2 separate regions of the Homo sapiens genome follow, and region 1 is linked to region 2. Evidence: read pairs that join two places in POLR2A ChIA-PET (ENCODE). Cell type or tissue: HepG2. All regions are shown on one strand. Links, peaks and the distances in the headings refer to the core of each region. The heading gives the core; the rest is flanking DNA.

Evidence for each region. ChIA-PET counts read pairs that join two places held together with the same protein. Peaks named below come from ENCODE experiments on the same cell type or tissue, not always from the same donor. Only the 100,000 strongest peaks of a DNase experiment are listed, where the experiment ranks them.
Region 1: POLR2A ChIA-PET joins it to region 2 with 11 read pairs; 20 of 35 experiments call an interaction of 5 or more read pairs at or near these places.

Annotation. Positions count from the first base shown.
Region 1 is chr2:20,448,700-20,459,477 of GRCh38, forward strand. RHOB (ras homolog family member B) reads left to right here. Exons shown (of 1, transcript NM_004040.4): 1 at 1-741. Among named protein-coding and RNA genes, the nearest start is that of RHOB, 7.0 kb to the left of the region's middle. RefSeq lists an enhancer at 1,502-2,063. In HepG2, for the core only: a CTCF peak has its summit at 3,998; DNase peaks (open chromatin) are centred at 912, 1,232, 1,812, 4,002 and 1 weaker place; H3K4me3 peaks cover 1,469 bases.
Region 2 is chr2:20,534,272-20,545,428 of GRCh38, forward strand. LOC102724948 (a long non-coding RNA gene) reads right to left here and starts at 5,896. Exons shown (of 3, transcript XR_939794.3): 1 at 5,599-5,896; 2 at 4,900-5,234. RefSeq lists enhancers at 100-1,097, 7,478-8,463, 8,464-9,448. In HepG2, for the core only: a CTCF peak has its summit at 7,611; DNase peaks (open chromatin) are centred at 3,940, 4,610, 5,230, 7,599 and 1 weaker place; H3K4me3 peaks cover 1,099 bases.

The DNA.
Region 1 (10,778 bases), core at 1-8,000, 87 kb before region 2:
TGACTTGGGGAGGACACAGCTTCAGCACAGCCTCTCCTGCGGGCCAGCCCGCTGCGAACCCTCCACCAGCTACCGGAGGGAGGAGGGAGGATGCGCTGTGGGGTTGTTTTTGCCATAAGCGAACTTTGTGCCTGTCCTAGAAGTGAAAATTGTTCAGTCCAAGAAACTGATGTTATTTGATTTATTTAAAGGCTAAAATTTGTTTTTTTATTCTTTGCACAATTGTTTCATTGTTTGACACTTAATGCACTCGTCATTTGCATACGACAGTAGCATTCTGACCACACTTGTACGCTGTAACCTCATCTACTTCTGATGTTTTTAAAAAATGACTTTTAACAAGGAGAGGGAAAAGAAACCCACTAAATTTTGCTTTGTTTCCTTGAAGAATGTGGCAACACTGTTTTGTGATTTTATTTGTGCAGGTCATGCACACAGTTTTGATAAAGGGCAGTAACAAGTATTGGGGCCTATTTTTTTTTTTTCCACAAGGCATTCTCTAAAGCTATGTGAAATTTTCTCTGCACCTCTGTACAGAGAATACACCTGCCCCTGTATATCCTTTTTTCCCCTCCCCTCCCTCCCAGTGGTACTTCTACTAAATTGTTGTCTTGTTTTTTATTTTTTAAATAAACTGACAAATGACAAAATGGTGAGCTTATGATGTTTACATAAAAGTTCTATAAGCTGTGTATACAGTTTTTTATGTAAAATATTAAAAGACTATGATGATGACATTTATAAAATGGCTCTTGTGGTTTAATAGTGTGTAAAAATACCCTTGTGAATTTGGAACAAGGGAGATATTCTCCTAGGCGAGATCCTTTCTTGCCAACTCCGTTTCCCTTATAGCAAATGTAGTAAATGAGGATGAAGTCCCTTTGAGAGCATGTGGGGGTTGGGTGACCAAGGGAGACCAGGTTGTTCCTGTCACATTCCTAGAGGAAGATGAGTGGATACCCCGACACCCAGTGCAAAAACTTTTGACCTATTATGTACTCAGTTCAATTGGGTGAGACCGAAGATCTTGATTTCATTCATCTGTGTGTCTTAAAAACACTTGTGTCTTTAAGTCTATTATGGGGCTTTGCTTATTCTTTGAGTCTTGGAAAGTTATCATTTGTGCATTTTAAATTTAGAAAACCTTTATTAATCGTTGGTGTGGGGTCACGCTATCAGGAAGCCTGTTTACTGGGTTCCCTTCAGGCCATCAAGGGGTTTACACAATATCCCAGGAAGTTGTAGGTTGTTATCTTTGGGCCTGGAGCTTCCAGAAGTGGGGGAGTTCAGATAAAGAGGTGATTTTTTAAAATTATCAAGCTTTGATCCCAATATGTCCTTTATTAAGTAACCTAGAATGATTTATTCTAAGTTCAGAGAAGGGCCATATTGTGGAAAGAACATTGGATGTTTTGGTGGTTCTTAAAGTTGGAGCTGCCACTTTTTGAGAGTCATGATAAACTCTAATCGTAGACACTTAGCTTTGCTGTAATGGTTCTTAGAACCAGACGGGCTGATTTATAGGTGGAGACCACATTAAAATTCTGCTGCAGGCATGATGGTTCAAACCTGCCAGCTCTCGCAGCTTCCAGGGAAGGTAGCTGAGAGTGTCAACTGCCTGAGAAGTGTGGTTTTCATTTTTTTTGAATCAGCATTTTCTGGGTTTCTAGCACTTAGTTGCCACCTTCTCCTTCCCCCTCCTCCCCATTCCCAGGACAAAGGTGGAGGTCTCCTTTGAAGTTGTTTGCTTCAAAGCTTGAGGCTTCTGTTTCCTGGTCTTACCCCAGACTCCAAGAGCTTTTGTTGAGTGAATAAAACCTGGTTGGTGGTGACCTTTCACCCACTTAAATGCTGGCAGTAACTGGACCTCCTGCTCAGCTGGGTGGGTGCATTGACTAACAGAAGGGGATTGTCTGGGCTCCTCCAGGAGCAGAGGGGAGAGGGGTCTATCCAGGCTGCCTGCTTTGAGCAACTGCCTAACTCCTTCCTCAGTCCCTCGGCCCCACTCACCTCCAGACTGCAGTCTCCTTTTTCATTTTAAAGACAAAACTTCCCATCGACAAACAGCATGTTTATTTGCAGCTTTTACAGCTAGCAAATCCTTTGGTACCAGGGAGCGCAGGACCCAGTGGGGGAAGAGTTCAGGCTTGGGCTGAATGCCCAGGACTCAGCTTTGCAACCAGCCAAGAGCCTGGAGGCCCAACTCCCTGAAAGGGCCTTTTCTGGGTTGCTCTGATCTGCCTGGTACCCATAACTGTCTGTGTTTTATATTATGGGCAGACAAACACTCAGATGACGCATGGCAGCCCAAGTTATGCTTGTTTGAAAATGCGTGGCATTTCATAATCCTGCCGGAACACACTCTTCTTGCTGCATTAGGATCCAACTGGAAAACATAAAGATGAATTGCTGTAGGCTGGAAAATCAATTAGGAAAAAGAGGTAAAACATCTGGTGTTACTCTTAGAATATGAAAATTCATTTTGCACATTTAAAATAAATGTGTTGAGTTGATTTAATTGCCTGTTGAACTGTTTCGTGGAAAATACTGGGAAGTTGCATTGATCCTGGGCATTTTGCAGTAAGGGGCATTGTCTTGAGTTCTCCTTTAATCTTAATCTTTAATCAATCTGGATTGTATTTCTAAGGTCTTTTTCACGTGAGTTTCAGTAGACTTGGAACTTCAGTTTTCAAAGTCAAGTGTGTATTAGAATTACACGGAGGGCTGGTTAAAACACAGATGGCTGGGCCTAACCCCACAGTTTCTGATCCAGTAGGTCTGGGCTAGGGCTTAAGAATTTGAATTTGTAGCAAGGTTCTAAGTGATGACAAGCTGCTGGTTGGGACCACACTTTGAGAACTACTGGCTTCGAATAAGGGAGAGTCCTTGTCAGTGTACAGAGTAGGGAGGTGGTTTCCTATGAAAATAGATTAAATTCCACAGACTTATGGTGCTATGCCCTGCAGTCTTGACTTCCTTACACAACGGAGTACATAGCTTCCAGAGAGCTTTCCTTCTAAGATAAGCCACACATAACTCCTATCTTCTCTTCCCTACATTCTTCTGCAAAAATGGGTTTAATGCCCTTCTAGAGATTCATTTCTTTCTTTCCTTTTTAAGAGACAGGGTCTTGCTCTGTCGCCCAGGCTGGAGTGCAGTGGTGCCATCATAGCTCACTGAAGCCTCAACCTCCTGGGCTCAAGCAATCCTCCCACCTCAGTCTCCTGAGTAGGTGGGACTACAGGTGTGCCCAGCTAACTTTTAAATTTTTTTTTGTAGAGACAAAGTCTTGCTATTTTGCCCAGGATGGTCTCGAACTCCAGGGCTCAAGCAGTCCTGTTATATCCTCCTCCGAAAGTGTTGGGATTACAGGTATGAGCCACCAGGCCCCAACCTATTTCTGCCATTCCTGAATTCAGAATGCAACAGCACTCTAATTTAATCAGCGTTGGCACCTACTTTGTGAACTCTGATGAGGTGGGAATACAAAAGCAATAAAACACAGTCCTCCCCCTCCAGGAGCTCATTCACAGCCTGGTGGCCCCCTGGCAGTTGCAAGAAGGCATCCACCAAGACCACAATTATAGCATGATGTAATGGAGGCATTAGGCAAGGGCACGACAGGAGCCTAGGGCACAGGTACCTATTTTTGCCCGGGAAGATGGGGAAGGTGTCATGGAGGAGGAATCATTTGAGCTAAATCTTAAGCAGGAGTGGGTGATGTGTAGGTGGAAAAAATCTTGGGGGTGGGGTGGGGAGGGAGATAATTGGGCCATTGGCACATCGAGGATACATACAGCTTCTTTATGTTACTGTAGGGCCTCGCCTCTGGGAATAAAGCTGTCTTGGGTGAGAACTACTTTCTACTTTTAGTCCCTCTAGCGTATATTTCTTCAGTCAAGAAGAGTGGTATTACCTAGCCAAGTAAAACACAGCCTCTCCTCTTCGCTCCCTGTTCACAAAACAAGGAGCATCTATCTGGCAGGCCAGGAGAGGGGGTTGGTGATGAAGATTTCATTGTTTCCTCTGTGCCTTCCAGGGATGTGATTCAGACACAGGACTAGCTTTGTGATCCCTGTGCTCCGGAGAAACCTCCACCCTGGCCTCAAGGAGGCTGTGAAACCAAAAGGGACCTTGGGTGCCAGCTTGCTGGGTCCTTACTTACTTGGTCCATCTTCTGGCTGGAAGGAGCACCTGGGCTCTCAGAGTGCCCCCCGACTCTCAGCAGCTCCTTTTCTGGCCCAAGAGGTAAGAGTCTGGAGGACCCCAGTTCAGTTTCTTCCTGTTTATTCTTTTATCGTTGACTATAAGATTGTGAACCTAGCACAATGCTAAGAGCTTGAGATACAGCAGCTAAACAGACAGCCACTATCCTTACCCTTTTGGAGTTTTTAGCATAGTGGTGTGCCTAAACAAGTCATAATCATGATGATGATGAGAGGGTATTACACAGGGCATGACTACCAGAAGGTGGGCTCATTGGAAGCCATTTTAGAAGCAGCTGACCACAGTCTCTCTGGGGCGGGCACCATTATCCTCACTTTACTGATGAGGAAACTGAGCTACACAGGGGTCGAGCAACTTGCCCACGGTCACAAAACTTACACAGGTTTGAACACAGGTAGTCTGGCTCCAGGAAAACAATCCTACATGTATGGTGGGATTCCAGTTTGAGAAAGCAAACTGCAGTGTGGAGGATGGATTAGAGCAGGGAAGCTGGAGGCAGGAAGATCAGTGAGGAAGACTTTTCCCTGGTTCCAGTAGAGATGAGAAGGCCTGAACCCAGGTGCAGATACGGGAAGGAGATGGCAGGTTGGAAAGATATTTAGGAGAAAGAGGGTGTGGGAACCTGAGTGGGAGGCACCAGGGTGATGCCCAGTACTCTGATTTGGGTGACTTTGAGGATGCTGACGCCATTATTTAAGATAAGAATAAGCAAAAGATGAGTAGATTTGTGGGGAGGGTACCCACGAATTTGGGTACCCACAAAAGATGAGTAGATTTGTGGGGAGGGTACCCACAAAAGATGAGTAGATTTGTGGGGAGGGACATATTTATTTAAATAATGATGCCATTATTTAAGATAAGAATAAGCAAAAGATGAGTAGATTTGTGGGGAGGGTACCCACAAATTTGGGTACCCACAAAAGATGAGTAGATTTGTGGGGAGGGTACCCACAAAAGGTGAGTAGATTTGTGGGGAGGGACATATTGAGTTTGGTTTTATAGATAGTGCAAGGTATCTCTGCAAATAGTCACTGTCCTTCTCAACCTCCTTCCCTCCCCCGACCCCCACATCACAATATGTGTACTTTCTCTACAGAGTTAGACTACAGTGTACTGTTCAGCAGGCAGAAAGGCCACAATCTATGGATGAAAGAAGTCCCCCTGCAGGGAGAGGACCTAGTCAGAACAATCTTCCTAGGAAGAAGAAAATCCTGGGATGGGAACTGTGGTCTTAGAAAGCAGACCTTACACAGTGGCTCACACCTGTAATCCCAGCACTTCAGGAAGCTGAAGTGGGGGCATTGCTTGAGGCCAGGAGTCGAAGACTAGCCTGGGCAACATTGTGAGTTCTCATCTCTACCAAAATAAAAAATAAAAAAAGTATCTGGGCATGGCAGCATGTGCCTGTAGTCTCAGCTACTAGGGAGGCTGAGGCAGGAGGATTGCTTGAGCCTAGGAGTTGGGAGTCTGTGGTGAGATATGAGAGCACCACTGTACTCCAGCCTGGGCAACAGAGTGGAGAATTAAAAAAGAATTAAAAAAAGACCAGAAACAGCAGAGAAAGGGGGCCTCCTTCCCCTCTCTGTCTGTTTTATTGAGGGAGAGTCTCACTCTGTCACTCAGGCTGGAGTACAGTGGTACGATTTTGGCTCACTGCACCCTCAACCTCAACCTGGGCTTAAGCTATCCTCCCACCTTAGCCTCCCGAGTAGCTGGGACTACAGGTACATACCACCATACCCAGCTAGTTTTTTTTTTTAAATGTTCTGTAGAGATGAGGTCTCATTATGTTGGCCAGGCTGGTCTCAAACTCCCGGGCTTAAGTGATCCTCCCACCTCAGTCTCCCAAAGTGCTGGGTTTACAGGCATGAGCCACTGCTCCCGGCCTCCCTCTCTGAGAACATGCTCTAGGTGTGTTGAAAGTATTTCTGGGTGGGGATAAGATGGGGAGGGGAGGTGACTTCTTTTCTACGTAGGTGACCAGGGTAGGCAGAGAGAGCCTATCAGGGCCGTCCAGGCCAGTGTATACTCTAGGAGAAAACATATCCAATATCCAGTTGTAAGTTCCACCTGGTGGATAATTAATTTTCTTCTCTAGGAACCTTCAAGAAAGTTCTGCTAAAAGCTGTAGCCTGGCTTTAGTGCTGCTGTGTATTATCCCTGCCTAGGCAGGTGGGAAGGGGAAATGGTTTCCTGAGGGTTTCCAGCATGGAGATTTCAGCTGGGATCAGAGCAGGTATCCCCAGGATAAAGGCACTCTGGGATGAGTCTTGGCCGAGTTGTTCAACCATCCTCTTTATAAGGAGATTCTTTTCCTCATTGCCAGCCAGAAGCCAGGATGCCTATATGACACTGTCTGGCCCAGTTGGATGGATTTCTGGGTCAGCTGAGAAAAGAGGGAGTTTTCAGGGTACAGGTTGTAACTGAAGGCTGGGAGAAGGGATGGGATGACCTGGGAAGTCAGTGGAGTTGGAAGGGACTGTGAGCTAGCTTAGAAGCTCCACAACAAGCGTGGGGCCATGTCCGCTCATTCACTGCTGTGTCCCTAATGCCCTATACAGTGCTTGACATCTCCTAGGACCTCAAATAGTAGTTGAATGAATGAGTTAATTAAATAAATTACAGAAATTTAGGAAGCATCAACTTCTAAGAGACCTGAGGAAGTGACAAAAGTTTGGAACAGCTGCCATAAGCAATGAGAGGAAGATGAGCTGAAGAATGGCTGTGCTGTGAGTACAGGGAAGTTAAGAAAGTTCTCTTTGGCTGGGTGTGGTGGCTCATACCTGTAATCCCAGCACTTTGGGAGGCTGAGGTGGGCAGATCACTTGAGGTCAAGAGCTGGAGACCAGCCTGGCCAACATGGTTAAACCCCGTCTGTATTAAAAATACAAAAATTAGCTGGGCGTGGTGGCTTATGCCTCTAATCCCAGCTATTCAGGAGGCTGAGGCACGAGAATCGCTTGAACCTGGGAGACAGGAGGCAGAGGTTGCAGTGAGCCAACATTCTGCCACTGCATTCCAGCCTGGGCAACAGAGCAAAACCAGAAAAAAACAAAGAAAGAGAGAGAGAGAGAGGGAGGGAGGGAGGGAAGGAGGGAAGAAAGGAAGGAAGGAAGGAAGGTAGGAAGGAAGGAAGGAAAAAGAAAAGAAAAGAGAAAGAAAGTTCATTCTCCTTGAAGGCCAGGCTTTGGGCACTGGCAGCACCCATGGAGAAAAGGGCTTCTCTGTACCCCCATCTCCACAGTGTGCTTTGGCCCAGCAAGGTCCTGGGGGAAGTACTCCTGGTAATCCTGAGAATCAGATAGCAGGAGTGCATTTCCAGGGCTGCAGGCCACCCTCCACAGGACCACCTGGGTGGCTAGTGTGCTCAGTGCTGGTCACCAGGGGCTGACCTTCAAGTGTCAGAGGAAGCTGGGAAGTTTTGGATCCTGGATTGAGAAACTGGCCTGTGTTTTTAACTCTAGGAGTCATGATCTGAATGTGAAATTCCAAGGGCTACAAACACAGACCATGGGCTTTTATGACTCTGGGTGACCTCTATCCTCTGGCTGTCATTTGGGGATATTTTTCTTCTCCTTTTAATCCTGAAAAGGAAAGAAAAAATGTTACAAGAAGCAAGTTACTCATCACTTTGTTAAGGATTGATTCCATTTAATTCCAGAGCTTGTTTGACCCTTGGATAAACAATTGAAACCTTCTGGAGGTACCTAAAAGGAATGCAAGAATGCATTTGCCATTTAATGGTAGAAAAATTTTAAATGGGATTCTGATAGTATAAAAAATAGTATTTGTATAAGTGCTTAAAAAATCACTTGTAAAATATACGCTCTTCAATAATGGCCAAATATGGGAAACTCTGATGTTTGGTCACATAACCAGGCTGATTTTGCAAATGGGAAGATCCATCTATCCCCATTTACTTAGGTTGAGCAATCTTCTGGCTACAAATTTCCTCCAAAGATGTCTAGAATCATTGGCCAAATGGAGATCCAGACTAAATGCATAAGATAGCACCAACATAAGTTAGCCAGCTTGGGTTCTCTGAGGTGGGTTTAGCCATGCCAAAGGAGAATTGTTCAAAGTTTTAACTTTATGGGTAATGGTAGAAGTTACGGATTATATAGTTTGTCACCTGCCAAATCTGCAAGAACAAATAAAGATGAAATGCAATGAATGTATAAACAACTCAAAGGGAAAAAGTGCTAACCAGGTTTAGAAAGCCAAGAGTTTCCTAGCAGGCTGATATGACCTAATCTCTTTCCATGACATACTGACCAACTGGTGAGTAATTTCACCAGTAAACTAAGAAGTCAGAATGTCAAGCACGACCATGAAGGGGGTAACTGGAGGCAGAAGCAGCTGAGCCCCAGATTCACCCTGGGCCTCTGCAACCTTCTCATCCCCAGCTAGGTAATAGAAGAGATCAAAGTTCATGAAATTTGCTGGGGACCTCAAAAAAGAGGGTTAGGAGTGGAGTAAGAGGGGAATGTCTTCCTTTCTGTCATAACACATATCCCATTGTAATTTTAGTTTATTTCTTTTTTTTAGAGACTTGCTCTGTTGCCCAGACTGGAGTGTAGTGGCGTGGTCATAGCTTACTACAGCCTTGAACTCCTGGGCTCAAGGGATCCTCCTGCCTCAGCCTCCTGAGCAGCTAGGACTATAGGTGGGTGCCACCACGCCTGGCTAATTTTTACATTTTCTGTGGAGATGGGGGTCTTGATATATTACCCAGGCTGGAACCCATCATATCATTTCATCTCCTGCTGCTGCAGGACAGGCAGTGTGGTTTAGCTGGAAAATCAAGGACCACAGACAGAAGCCCAGTCTCTGTCTGTCACTATCTGCACATTCTTGGGCCAATTCCTCCTGCCCTCTACTGCCTCAGGTTCTTTATTTGTAAAATGATTTTGAAGATTAAACAAGATCAAACCAAATACTCGGCAGAGTGCCCAGCTTATTCTAAGTCCTCAATAAATCTCGATTCCTTCCCTTGAGTGGATTCATCAGAGTACCTTAAGCACAAACAGGAATGGAATAAATTTTGTTGACTACATGAGTATGGAACAATAACAACTCTTGTTTATTTAGGATTTTTTCAGTTGTAAGCTCCCCAGGGCATCATATCATACACATTTTTGCAGCCTCAGCATCTAGATCAGGGCCTGTCACATGGTAGGTTCTTAGTAACTATTAAGTTATCGAATTTTGACTTTAAAGGGGCCTTGATAATAGGCTGGGTGTGGCAGTTCACACATGTAATCCTAGGACTTTGAGACGCCAAGGCAGGTGAATCACTTGAGCCCAGGAGTTCAAGACCCGCCTGGGCAACATGGTGAAACCCAGTGTCTACAAAAAATAGAAAAAAAAAAATTAGAGGGGCTGGCAAGATGGCAGAATACGAACAGCTCTCGTCTGCAGCTCCCAATGAGATCAACGCAGAAGGAGGGTTATTTCAGCATTTCCAACTGAGATACCCAGCTCCTCTCATTGGGACTGGTTAGACAATGGGTGCAGCCCACGGAGGGTGAGCAGAAGCAAGATGGGGCATCACCTCACCCTGGAAGCACAAGGGGTCATGGAACTCCCTCCCCTAGCCAAGGGAAGCTATGAGGGACTGTGCCATGAGGAATGGTGCATTCAGGCCCAGATACTACGCTTTTCCTACTGTCTTTACAACCCACAGACCAGGATATTCTCTTGGATGCCTATACCAGCAGGGCCCTGGGTTTCAAGCACAAAACTGGGCGGCCATTTGGGCAGACACTGAGCTAGCTGTAGGAGTTTTTTTTCATACCTCAGTGACATCTGGAATGCCAGTGAGACAGAACCATTCACTGCCCTGGAAAGGGGGCTGACACCAAGGAGCCAAGTGGTCTAGCTCAGTGGATCCCACCCCCACAGATCCCAGAAAGCTAAGATCCACTGGCTTGAAATTCTCACTGCCAGCACAGCAGTCTGAAGTTGACCTGGGATGCTTGAGTTTGGTGGCAGGAGGAGCGTCTGCCACTACTGAGGCTTGAGTAGTCAGTTTTCCCCTCACAGTGTAAACAAAGCCACCAGGAAGTTTGAACTGGGTGAAACCCACAACAGCTCGGCAAAGCCACTGTAGCCAGACTGCCTCTCTAGATTCCTCCTCTCTGGGCAGGGCATCTCTGAAAGAAAGGCAGCAGCCCCAGTCAGGGGCTTATAGATAAAACTCCTATCTCCCTGGGACAGAGCACCTGGGGGAAGGGGTGGCTGTGGGCACAGCTTCAGCTGACTTAAACATTCTTGCCTGCTGGCTCTGAAGAGAGGATCAGATCTCCCAGCACAACGCTTGAGCTCTGCTAAGAGACAGAGTGCCTCCTCAGGTGGGTCCCTGATCCCCTTGCCTCCTGACTGGGAGACACCTCCCAGCAAGGGTTGACAGACACCTCATACAGGAGAGCTCCGGCTGGCATCTGGTGGGTACCCCTCTGGGACGAAACTTCCAGAGGAAGGAACAGGCAGCAATCTTTGCTGTTCTGCAGCCTCTGCTGGTGACACCCAGGCAAACAGGGTCTGGAGTG
Region 2 (11,157 bases), core at 1,519-9,518:
TACAGTATTAATGAGCACCTGATGTGTAACAGGGGGTAAAACCAGCCGTCTCTGCCCTCGTGTTGCTCACTACTGGGTGAGGAGAGGGAGGCAGCTGGAGCTGTGCCAGTTACTGATTCTGACGCTTTGCACACTCAGGGGGATCCATGCCTTGCCCCAGCCCTGAGGCCCTTCCCTTTGGAGCTTCAAAGTGAGCCCCAGGGGGATGGAGGAGGGAGCTCTGACTCCAGGGTGGGGACCAGGAAGCCCTCACAGAGGAGCTGGACTTGAACATTGCATTGGCTTTTGATAGTCAAAGATGAGGAAGGGCATTCAGGTGGAGGGAACAGCATTTGTGAAGGCTGGAGGTCAGGAGAGATGGCTACGTGGAGGTGTGAATAATCTGGGCTTTCCCGGTGGGGATTGGTAGGTGCAGAGGCTGGGAAATAGGGTGAGCAACCATCCTGGTTTCCTGGGACTGAGGGGCTGCCCAGGACACAGGACTTTCCGTGTGAAAACCAGGGAAGTCCTGAGTAAACTGAGATGAGTTGGTCACTGTACTGGGAAAGCTAAACTGGATTCGGAGACAAACAGGCTCTGCATATACTGGTAAAAGGTTTGGTGCCATGAAGAGTTATAGAAGGATATTTTGTAAGGGAAAGGGGAGGAAGCAGCAAGTACGTTCCATCGGGGTGCACGAGTGTCTGGACAGGTGGCTGGAGACCGATGACAGGAGTCTGGCAACGGGCGCCCGGGTCCTGAGTGCCCGGATCTGTGGCAGGGCTGAGTCTGCTGATTGTGGCCAGAAGGCTGTGGCCCTGGGGGCAGGAAGCCAGGCACATTGCTGTCCCATGCCTGTTACAAGGTGGCAGAGGCCCGCATGGTGCGGGCTCTGGTCTCACACCCCTGGCTTTGAGGCCATCCTGTGTCCAGTGTGCCCTTGGAGACAGCCTGTTGAGGATGGCATCCCCAATTTGGGACTGCAGTTATGCAGAGTGATACTCTCGTCTGCATGACTACCACGATGGTGATAACAGCTGGGGCCGGTGGGCAGTGGGCACCTCTATCTAGGGTGCTCTGCCTGGGTAGACTCCTCTGAGAACCCCACATTGACCCCACAAAGAGAAATGCTAGTGCTGGGTGTTCGGACTTCAGCCAGGGAGCTGTCAGTAGCTATGTCTAAGGTGTCTCAGCCTTTGTTAAAAAGCCAGTACAGGACCACCCTGGGCAACACAGGGACACCAAGTCTCTACAAAAAAAAAATTAAAAATTAGCTGAGTGTGGTGGTGCGTAAGCTACTCAGGAGGCTGAGGCCCAAGGATCACTTGAGCCCGGGTGGGGGGTTGGTCAAGGCTACAGTGAGCCGTGATTGCACCACTGCATTCCAGCCCTGACAGAGCAAGCGCCTATCTCAGAAAACAAACAAACAAACACAAACAAACAAAAGCCAACACAGGAGAAGGGGGCAGGATGGGGACTTTCTACTTCTCTCTACCCTTAGTGAGTATGCATTTTGCTAAGGATCAAGGATTCGTGCCCACCATGGACACCATAAGGAAGGGAGCGACTCCTGCAGGCTTCTTTGTGTAGCTTTAGGGTCTGGAAGGACCAATTCTGGCCAGAAACAACAAGACCTCTTTCTTGGGCATGAGGCTGTGGTAGGGGCTCCTCTAAGCCTCTTAAGAGGTACCTGGGGCCAGGTGCGGTGGCTCACGCCTATAATCCCAGCACTTTGGGAGGCCGAGGTGGGTGGCTCACCTGAGGTCAGGAGTTCGAGACCAGCCTGGCCAACATGGCAAAACCCCGTCTCTACTAAAAATACAAACAACTGGCTGGGCATGTTGGCAGGCACCTGTAATCCCAGCTACTCGGGAGGCTGAGGCAGGAGAATTGCTTGAACCTGGGAAGTGGAGGTTGCAGTGAGCCAAGATCATTGCAGCCTGGGCAACAGAGCAAGACTCTGTCGCAAAAGAAAAAAAAAAAAGGTACCTGGGAGGAGGGGAGTGGAGAGTTACTGGTTAAGGGGCAGAGTTTCTGTTTTGGAAATAGTGATGATGGTTTCACAACATTGTGAATGCAATTACTGCCACTTAATTATACACTTAAAGATGGTTAAAATAGCAATATGTTACGTATCTATTTTACCATAATTTAAAAAAAATTGTCAAGGTCATAAGAAGCAAGGAAACCCTGAGAAGTGGTCCCAGGTGAAAGGAGACCAAAGGACGTGACAACTAAATGCAACGTGGCAACCGGGATTGGGCCTAGGCAAGAAAAATGACACTGTAATGTCCCTTAAGGAAAAACTCTAAAATCCAAATAAAGTCTGTAGTTCAATTAATAGTATTGTTCCAATGTTAATTTCTTTGCTTTGACAAGTGTACCACGGTTATGTAAGACGTTAACACTAGCGGAAGCTGGGTGAGGGTACATGGGAACGAACTCTCTGTACTATCGTTGCAACTTGTCTGTAATGATTCCAAAATAAAAAGTTGAAAAACCCAAAGACAAACAAGGGCCAGGCCTGCCAAGAAGAGCTGGGACACGGGTTTGGCACCTGGGCCTTGGGCTCTGCCTGGAAAAAGCCAAGGAGTCCTGGAGCTGGCTCTCAGCTGGCAGGAGGACCTGCTGCCAACTCTGCAGAGATGGGCCAGTTCTGGAAAGATGAGACAGGTGGGCGTGGGAGCTCCAGGGTGGGCCGCAGGCAGTGCCTGAGCCCTGGCCATGGCTGCTCTGTGAGCTCTCTGCTGGTGTTTCAGTACTTTCCTAGGTTCAGCAGGATCTCAACTCTCCAAAGGGAGGGCTCTGCATCCCCTCTGGGTTGGCTTAGAAACCTGTGTCTGTCACTGAGGGCTCAGGCGGGCCCTGCAGGCAGATAAGGCCATGGGTCTGGCTGCAGCCCTCGCCTAGCCACACATGGACAACAGAGGGTTAACGGCCCTCTCCAGGTGCTGCTCCGTCCATCCAGACCCTGCACCCCAGGCTGTAATCACTGGAGGAGTTCTTCCTGCCCACTGCATGAAGAAAGGTCGTGGAATTGCAGTAAAGAAAGAATTGAACAGACCCAAGGCCCGCCGTGCCATGTGGGAGACAGAGTTAGTACTGAAATTATCTTCAAAGCTTGTAGGTTAGGGGTTTTTCAAAGGCAGTTTGGGGGAAGAGTTGGGGGTGGCCAGGTAACAGGTGCTTGCTGTTGGCAGAGATGAAATCTTAGGGGGTCGAAGCTGTCCTCCTGGGTGCTGAGTCACTTCTGGGTGGGGCCACAGGGGCAAGGTTGGCGGGTCCAGGTGGAGCCATGGGTGTCAGACATGCAAAAGGCCTGAAAAGGTATCTCGGAAGGCCGACCTTAGGTTCACAACATTGGCATTATTTGCAGGAGTAATTAGGGAAGTTGCCTGTCTTCTGACCTCTGGCATCGTGGCTGACAGTCTTTTATGTCTGCGCCTTAGCAGGAGTCAGGGCCCTCTACTCCCCCAGGCCTGATGGCCTCTCATTAGCTTTACAAAAGCAGCTGCGTTTTGGGACAAGGCCTGTTACCATTTAAACTACAGCCTAAATGTCTTCAAAGTTAGCTCGGCCCAATACCCAGGAATAAGGAAGGGAAAGGAAAGATTGGGGGTAGGTTAGCTGAGATCTCTTTCACTGTCATAATTTTCTCACTGATACCATTTTTGCAAAGGTGGTTTCAAGGCCTCCTCCAGAAGGCATTTCTGCTCACTCCACTCCCTGATCAGAGATGGCTCCCTAGTGCTGAAAATCAATTCAAACGTCGCCTGACACCTGTGTCTTTTCCGTCTTTTCCGGCCGCCTCCAGCCTTCTTTCTCTGCCTGGCTTCTCCCCGTGGGGTGGGCCCTCCATGCCTACCAGCTGACCAGATACACCAGCCCCAAAGGGCCAGCTTCACTCAGGACCTTTGCTCCTGTGGTGTTTTGTTTTGTTAATCTCCACAATATTCAAATTCTGTTTCTCAAGGTCCAGGTGAAACTCCAGGGTCCGTGGATCTTTCCTGGCATTTGCGACTGGCCTATCTGGGGTCATTGCTTTGTCTTCACGCTCGTCTCCCACAAGTCTGTTAGGTCCCCTTTCTCTCACTCCCTGGAGCTCAGCTCAAGCCCTGGCACAAGGGAGATCTTGTTAAGGAGTGACGTGTTTGGTGTGTTAGCAGGCATCTATCTGAAAATGCTCTCGACCCTGGGCTCAGCCAAGCCCTGAAGGCAACAAGATACCATCCCTCCTGCCCAAGTGTTTGGCTGAGTCCACGCTTGGCTGAGGACAGAGCCCTGAAATATCTCCCAGGCCCCTCATGGGAGCAGAAGGGAGCCACTGTACCAGCTGGTGGCACCAGCCCATGCACCTGCTCACCCTTGAGCAGGAGCACGTCTTTGACCCCAGGAAGAACAGGAGGCAGGAGAGACTGTCCCCAGGGTGGGAGCTTTCCTGATGGTGGCTGCAGGGACCCCCTGGGCACAGAAGCCAACAGTGATGGTGGCCTGATCAGCTTGTGTTGCTCGGCCTCTGCCCCTGAGCTGGGCCCGCTGGGGGAGTCAGGGGAAATGTGGCAGCTCCCTGTGGGCTGGGGATTAGGGGAAAACAAACAGGTGGAATAACAGACAGCAAGGACCTTTGGTTCTCCCTCCTCCTGGGGCCCCTCCCCTTCCCGGTCATCTGGGTTTCCATTTTCACAAAGGTCTCACCCACAGTTTCTCTGCCCACACCATGAGCCTGGGCACAGGCAGGTCAGTGTCCTGAGATGCACCTTCCCAGCACAAAGGGGTCATGCAGCCCTCACTGGCCACGGAGTTCTGAGGGCAGGCAGAGGTTCTTAGAGTGGACTCCTGTCCCCAGTCACTTACTGGAGAAAAAAAGGTTAAGACAGGGAGGGGAAAAAAACTGTAAACGAGTATTTAGTGAGTACTTACTACATGCGAGGCACAGTGCCAGACACTTCTCACGTGGGTTTCCTTGACTCTCACCGCAAACTGCAAAGTTAGTGTGGTTCTCCCCATTTTGCAGATCAGGAGATTAAGGCTGAGTGTGGCTAAGGCAATGACTGCCTAGATATATCAGAACCAGGGATTAGACTCCTATGTCTGCTGACTCCAGATTTGATCTTCTTTCCTCTGCACTAGGGCAGGAGGGGAGGTGGGGAGCATCTACCTCCCCAGGCCAGGGGCAGTGTCCAGGCTGAGGGACATTCTGTGCTTCCAGGAGCTCCAAGTGACAGGACAGAGGGCACACTTGGTGATGTCATTCTCTGGAAGGGCACAGAATATGTTTGTGAGATCAAAGATCTTACAGATGGAGGGGCAGGGCTGGGTGGAGGAGGAGAAGCCCCGGTGAGTCACGCTGGGAAGACAGCAGCCCTGGGTACTGGCTGAGCCTCCTTGGAGCCCCCCACCCCTTCTCCCACACTCCATCATAAGGTTCCTCACTCATGGCTTTGTCCCTGGAGAAACCACACCCATCCCAGTAGAGGCCTGGATGTGGACTCTCCCCTCTGTCCCTCTCCATACCTGGCACCCTTTAGGGCTTGCCTTGGTCTCCCCACACCTCCACTCCCTTGGAAGACACTCCTGTGGGTGGCTGGGGCTCGCTCCCGCCTCAGGAAACCGCCTCACCGTGAGTCAGCAGCACACCATGGTCTCCAGGGCGGGTCTCCCTGGTGGTCTTCTCATTCTCTGGTCCCCACGGCAGGAGGCATGGGTAAGCTTGGGGCTCAGCACATGACAGAGAGCAGGCTGGGGCCGGGGTTCTTTGAGAATCCTGGGCATAGATGAATGAGCCTCATGTGGGAGGTCCCGGCTGGAGTCCAGGCAGGCCGGGACACTCCGGCTCCTCACTGAGCCCTGGCCTGGGTGCAGACCGTCATGTGCCTGTGGGTACAGCCTCTACGCTGAGCCTCACTTCCCCAGGCCAGAGAAGAGGGTGAGCCCAGAACATTCTGTGACTACAGGCTGTGCCGGCTGTGACCGTGCAAAGCGACCAGTGTGTTTCCAGTCACACACTGAGTAATCTAGAAAGCAGTAGCCACCCCACCAGCTTTCTTCTTAGAAATCTCCCAGCAAGCTGTCGGCTGCCTCTCCCTTAGAAACGGGGCTCTAGCAAGACACGAAGTGTGTCCACTGGAGGCAACCCTGAGGTCCCTGGGCCACGAGCAGTTTGCGGGCGGCCTGAGGAGGCAGGCAGAGCTTCCCCCAGGCTGGAGGGGCCGTCTGCGGGCACTGGGGCTGGCAGGGAGCATTTCAGTGGCCCACAGCCCTCGTCCCTGCCACGGGCTTCTGCTCCTGCCCCAGAGCCCCTTTCTTGAGAAGCACTCCTGTGCCCCGTGCTCTCTTCGTGTTTTACGTAATTTCATCCAGTGTACACCCTGCTGCGGTCTCCCTGCAGGCTAAAGGGATCACTTTGAAGACTCTAACCCTTTATTCCTTGTCTTGGGTGTCGAGGAAGGTGTCAGCCAGACCACAACCGTGCTCGCCTATTCACTCAGCAAGTGCCTGAGGGGAAGGGGGTGTCGCCAGGGAATGAAAGACTCAGCATTGGTGCCCTGGGGAGCTCCAGGGGGCAAAGTCAGGTGTACAAATAACTCCACAGCAACAAGGGTGACAAGGGCCTGGCCAGGATGCAAGCACAGGCATACGTGACAGGGAGGGAGAAGTTTGGCAGGCTTCCTGGAGGAAGGGGCATTTGGCTGACACTCGAAGGACCGACAAGATTGCCACACCTGGCATTTCTGTCTTGAATATTGAAAGAGGAGCAGGCTGAGTCAAGTCCCTGGCAGATGGAGCAGCTGCAGAGGGGGAGCGGGGAGCCCCAGACTGTGTTGAGCAGGACCTGGTTCATTGGGAGATAATGAGGATTGTGGGATATCATGAAACACTGTGTGAAAATGCCTGGCCTGCCGTGGAACCCACAGGCAGTGCTGAAGTAATGCTTACTTAAGCCTGAAACTAGTGATCACCTTGCGGGCAGATGCTGGTAGCCCAACCGCACTGGTCTGAGGGGATGGTGAGACATCAAACACCCGCCGCACAGCATGATCTCTGAAACGCTCTCCTAGGAAGGGATGACCATTGCGCCTCTTCCCCATGGTGACTAGAACTGTTAGTGTCTGTCGGGGGATGCAGCCATTGGCCCAGACCCCAGAGAGCAGCACGTGCAAACCTTCCCGGGTGTGGAAAGGTGGAGGCCATGCCCAGGCTCATGGAGCTCACCAGAGCAGGCTCAACCCTCCTAATCCCCGCTCCAGTCCCCTTCCTGGCAGATTCCTTTCTGTGTCCTGACTGAAGGCAAACTGGAGCCTATATGTACCTCAAGAGGAACAATTCGTGTTCATTCAATGATGTCTGTTTAGACTTTTCTCCTCAGAGCCACTTGTCAATCAGGCCTTCTGCCCCATCCAAAGGGGACACTGAAGAGTCCTAGGGTTCCAGCTCCTATATGTGCAGCATCGAAGGACACAGATGCTCTTCACTGTCCCTGACAACAGAGCCAAAGCTTTTACTTCAACCCACAAGTAGCTTCTGAAGCAGAGGCACAAACAGATGGGTTCTTGCAGTAATTCCTTTCTGATCTCTGCACAGCCGCTAGCCCGGGCAGGCCTTCGTCCTGACAGGCCCAGGTATAGGACTGCCCAGCAGGTGGACAACGAGCTGGGAGTGGTGGGAAGAACTGAGGGAGGGAATTCTGGCAGGATAAAGCCACCTTTCCTCAGGCTGATAGCACACTGAGGCCTGGGGTCTCCACTGCCTGTGGTTAGGGGTTTGGGCACAGTGCAGGGAATTTCACAACAGCCATTTTGTGGGAGCTGATGGGGGGCTGCTGAGAACCTCTACTCCAGCTCCTGGTGTGAGTGAGGAATCTGAGTCCCAGGGAGAGGCCGTGCGTGTGGAGTTCCCCAGGGCGTTAGTGATGGCACTGTCCCTAGGCCATGGCTCCTCCGCACAGCATACATCAAGCTGTCTCTGAATTTGAGGTGGGGGGGATTGAAAGTCGGTGATTTGCAAACACGTATTTATGAGTGCCCTGGTCAGAGCCCGATCACTGAGCCCCTTCTGCGTGGCCAACCCAGCTTTTCTTGTCTCCGAGTTTGCCTGCGAAGCCCACCCACCATGTCTCCAGGCCTCAGTCCCGGTTCTCCTCACCCCTGACTAGGTCTAACACTCGCCACACGTGGGGCATCTCCCCGTGCAGATATGATGCTGGCCCTGGGCACGTGGGCATGAGCCAGACACAGTCCACCCTCAAGGGCTCTGATCTGGTCGGAGGGTCAGGTGGGAGGGTCAGCCTCCCTATGGCATCTGTACCTCTGGGTCTATCAGGGACACGTCAGGGACACAGATGTGTCCAAACCTGGACAGGGGAGGCGGGCAGGGAGGACCCTTCTCTGAGGGTGCCGCTGGTGCCTGCCTCTGACTCCTTGGCCTGTGCTCGTTCTGCAGGAGGCATTCTTCCGTCCACTGGGGCAGGGAGATGGATGGGGGAATTGTTCTTTGACTCAGAGACCACCCAACACTCTGAAGCCAGGTCTACAAAATTACCATCAGCCTTGCTGCAGCCTGCCTCAGGTTGGATGCCCAAGAAGATATAGGGGATCTGGGGGCACAGATGGGAGGTGGAAGTGGAGAGACCACACCCTGCTCCTCGTGGCTCCTGGCCAAGTTGGTGATATGTGACCTCATCTCACAACACTAGAGATGAGGAGATCCCACCCATCCAGGCTATAGGCTGGTGGGAAGTCCACATAGGGAAGATCTTTCAAAAGGAGGAGGAGTTTGGACCCAGGCTTCCCAGACTCTGGGGGCATAGATGAAGCGGGGAAGCTACTGCAGAGGAAGGAAGGCATGGGCAGGTGGGCAGAGGTAGGCTCTCGCTGGGATATATGAGCCAGGAGAATCCCATTGTACTACGCGGCCCGAGCAGCTCCTGGGCTGTCTTGCCACGAAGGCGGCGTCATTACCTCCAATTCACAGATGATGGAAGCAAGCACAGAGAGGATAGATGATCCACCCTGGGGCTCAGAGCCAGCAGCCAGAAGAAATCAGCATCTCAGCCGAGAAAGGAGAGAGCTCCCTGGAGAAGACACTAAAGGCGGCTGCGATGCCCTCTGGGCCTGACTGTGAGAAGCCTCTGAAGTCAGACCAGGGGATTCTCATAGTCGACTGCATACCCCACCCCTCTCCTGTAACTGAAATGGCCAGCTCCTCCAGGGACACTCCCTTTTGCTACTAGATTTGTCTTTGCTTCTGGAGGGACTTGAGGGAGCAGCTGGTACAGGGGCATGAGCACAGCCCTGGGCTTTCACTCTGGGCTCCAGCACTCCTTAGCTGGGTGGTCCTGACAAGATCATTTCAGCTCTCTGATCTTCAGTTTCTTCACTGTAGCAAGATCTAATAATACATTGCAGTTGCTGCAAGGATTAGAGGTACTTACTATATGCAAAGTACTGGACATATGAGCATGCACAGTGGTGAGGAGCTATTAATGTTATGTCAGCTGCTGGCTGCAGCCGCCTCCTCCCCAGCAGTCCTGGCTCCAACCACCCAATCGCCTCTGAGGGGATTGCTCCAAACTTTGCTAACGCTGCAGAATAAAGGCGAATTTCCCAGGGATTTGTGGCAGGCCTCTATGGTCTGGAAGGTGCCCTGGACATAAGGCAATCAAGTGGCTTCCCTGGTCCAGCATCTTACACATTTTACCCAGCCTCCGAAAGAAGCTGGTGGAGACAGCTGGTCCCGCAGCGTTCCCTCTCACAGGAGCTATTAGCTGTGTCATGCACCCATTTGTAATGAAATGGAAGCATTTTGATTTATCGGGGAAGCCGGATTTTCTCCCAAATCCTTGCTGCTTTCATCCTTGGCCATGAAATAGTCCATTCTAATCTCATATGAAGGGGCAACAGTTACAAGGAGCCCATGAAATCTGATCATCGACTGGGCTCCCAGCGGCAGCTTTGATCGCTGGGAGGGAGCAAGTCATCCTCAGCTTGGCGCTAATAGCCCCATGCATTATTGAAGAGCCAGTTTTCAGTGGCAGACACATACAGAGAGACATCCAGAGTGCAAGCTGGAGTGTCAGCTGCTTCCCTCACTCCTCAGTGATGGAGTCTTGTAATCCTGCAGAGCCACCAAAAACAGGCCCCTGACAGGGCTGTCTGTGCAGCTCAACACACCCTCATTGGAGGGCAGCTGACGTGGAACAAGCAAATAAGGTGAAGCCACTGCTTTCCAGTTCCCTCAGTTGGTGTTCCTCTGATCCAAATGTCTGAGGCATGAACGGCTGCCCGGGGAGCATCCTCAAGAAATGCACACTCAGTGACAAGGGTGCATGCGGAGGCCAGAGCTGACTGCAGCCAGGGCTGTGGCCTGATGGTGTTCCCTTAACCTTCTGAGTAGGGCTCTGATACTCAGTCTTTGGGGCCATGAGAGGCAAGGCAAAAAATGGGACTTAGTTATTGCTGAGACTTTGCTGGAAATGGTAAAAGGGGTGGGGAGGCTCACTGTTATCGGGGAACCTGCCCCTGATAGTCACGTAGGTTCTTTTCTATTTTCCCTAAGCATTGGCTGGGTTGAGAAATAAAGGGACAGAGTACAAAAGAGAGAAATTTTAAAGCTGGGTGTCCGGGGGAGACATCACATGTCGGTAGGTTCCGTGATGCCCCCTGAGCCATAAAACCAGCAAGTTTTTATTAGGGATTTTCAAAAGGGGAGGGAGTGTATGAATAGGGTGTGGGTCACAGGGATCACATGCTTCACAAGGTAATAAGATATCACAAGGTAAATGGAGGCAGGGCGAGATCACAGGACCACAGGACCGGGGTAAAATTAAAATTGCTAATGAAGTTTCTGCATGCATTGTCATTGATAACATCTTATCAGGAGACAGGGTTTGAGAGCAACCGGTCTGACCAAAATTTATTAGGCAGGAATTTCCTCATCCTAATAAGCCTGGGAGTGCTATGGGAGACTGGGGCTTATTTCATCCCTAGAGTTTCGACCATAGAAGACAGCCACACCCAAGGGGGCCATTTTAGAGGCCTATCCTCAGGGGCACATTCTCTTTCTCAGGTATGTTCCTTGCTGAGAAAAAGAATTCAGCGATATTTCTCCCATTTGCTTTTGAAAGAAGAGAAATATGGCTCTGTTCTGCCCAGCTCACCGGCGGTCAGAGTTTAAGGTTAT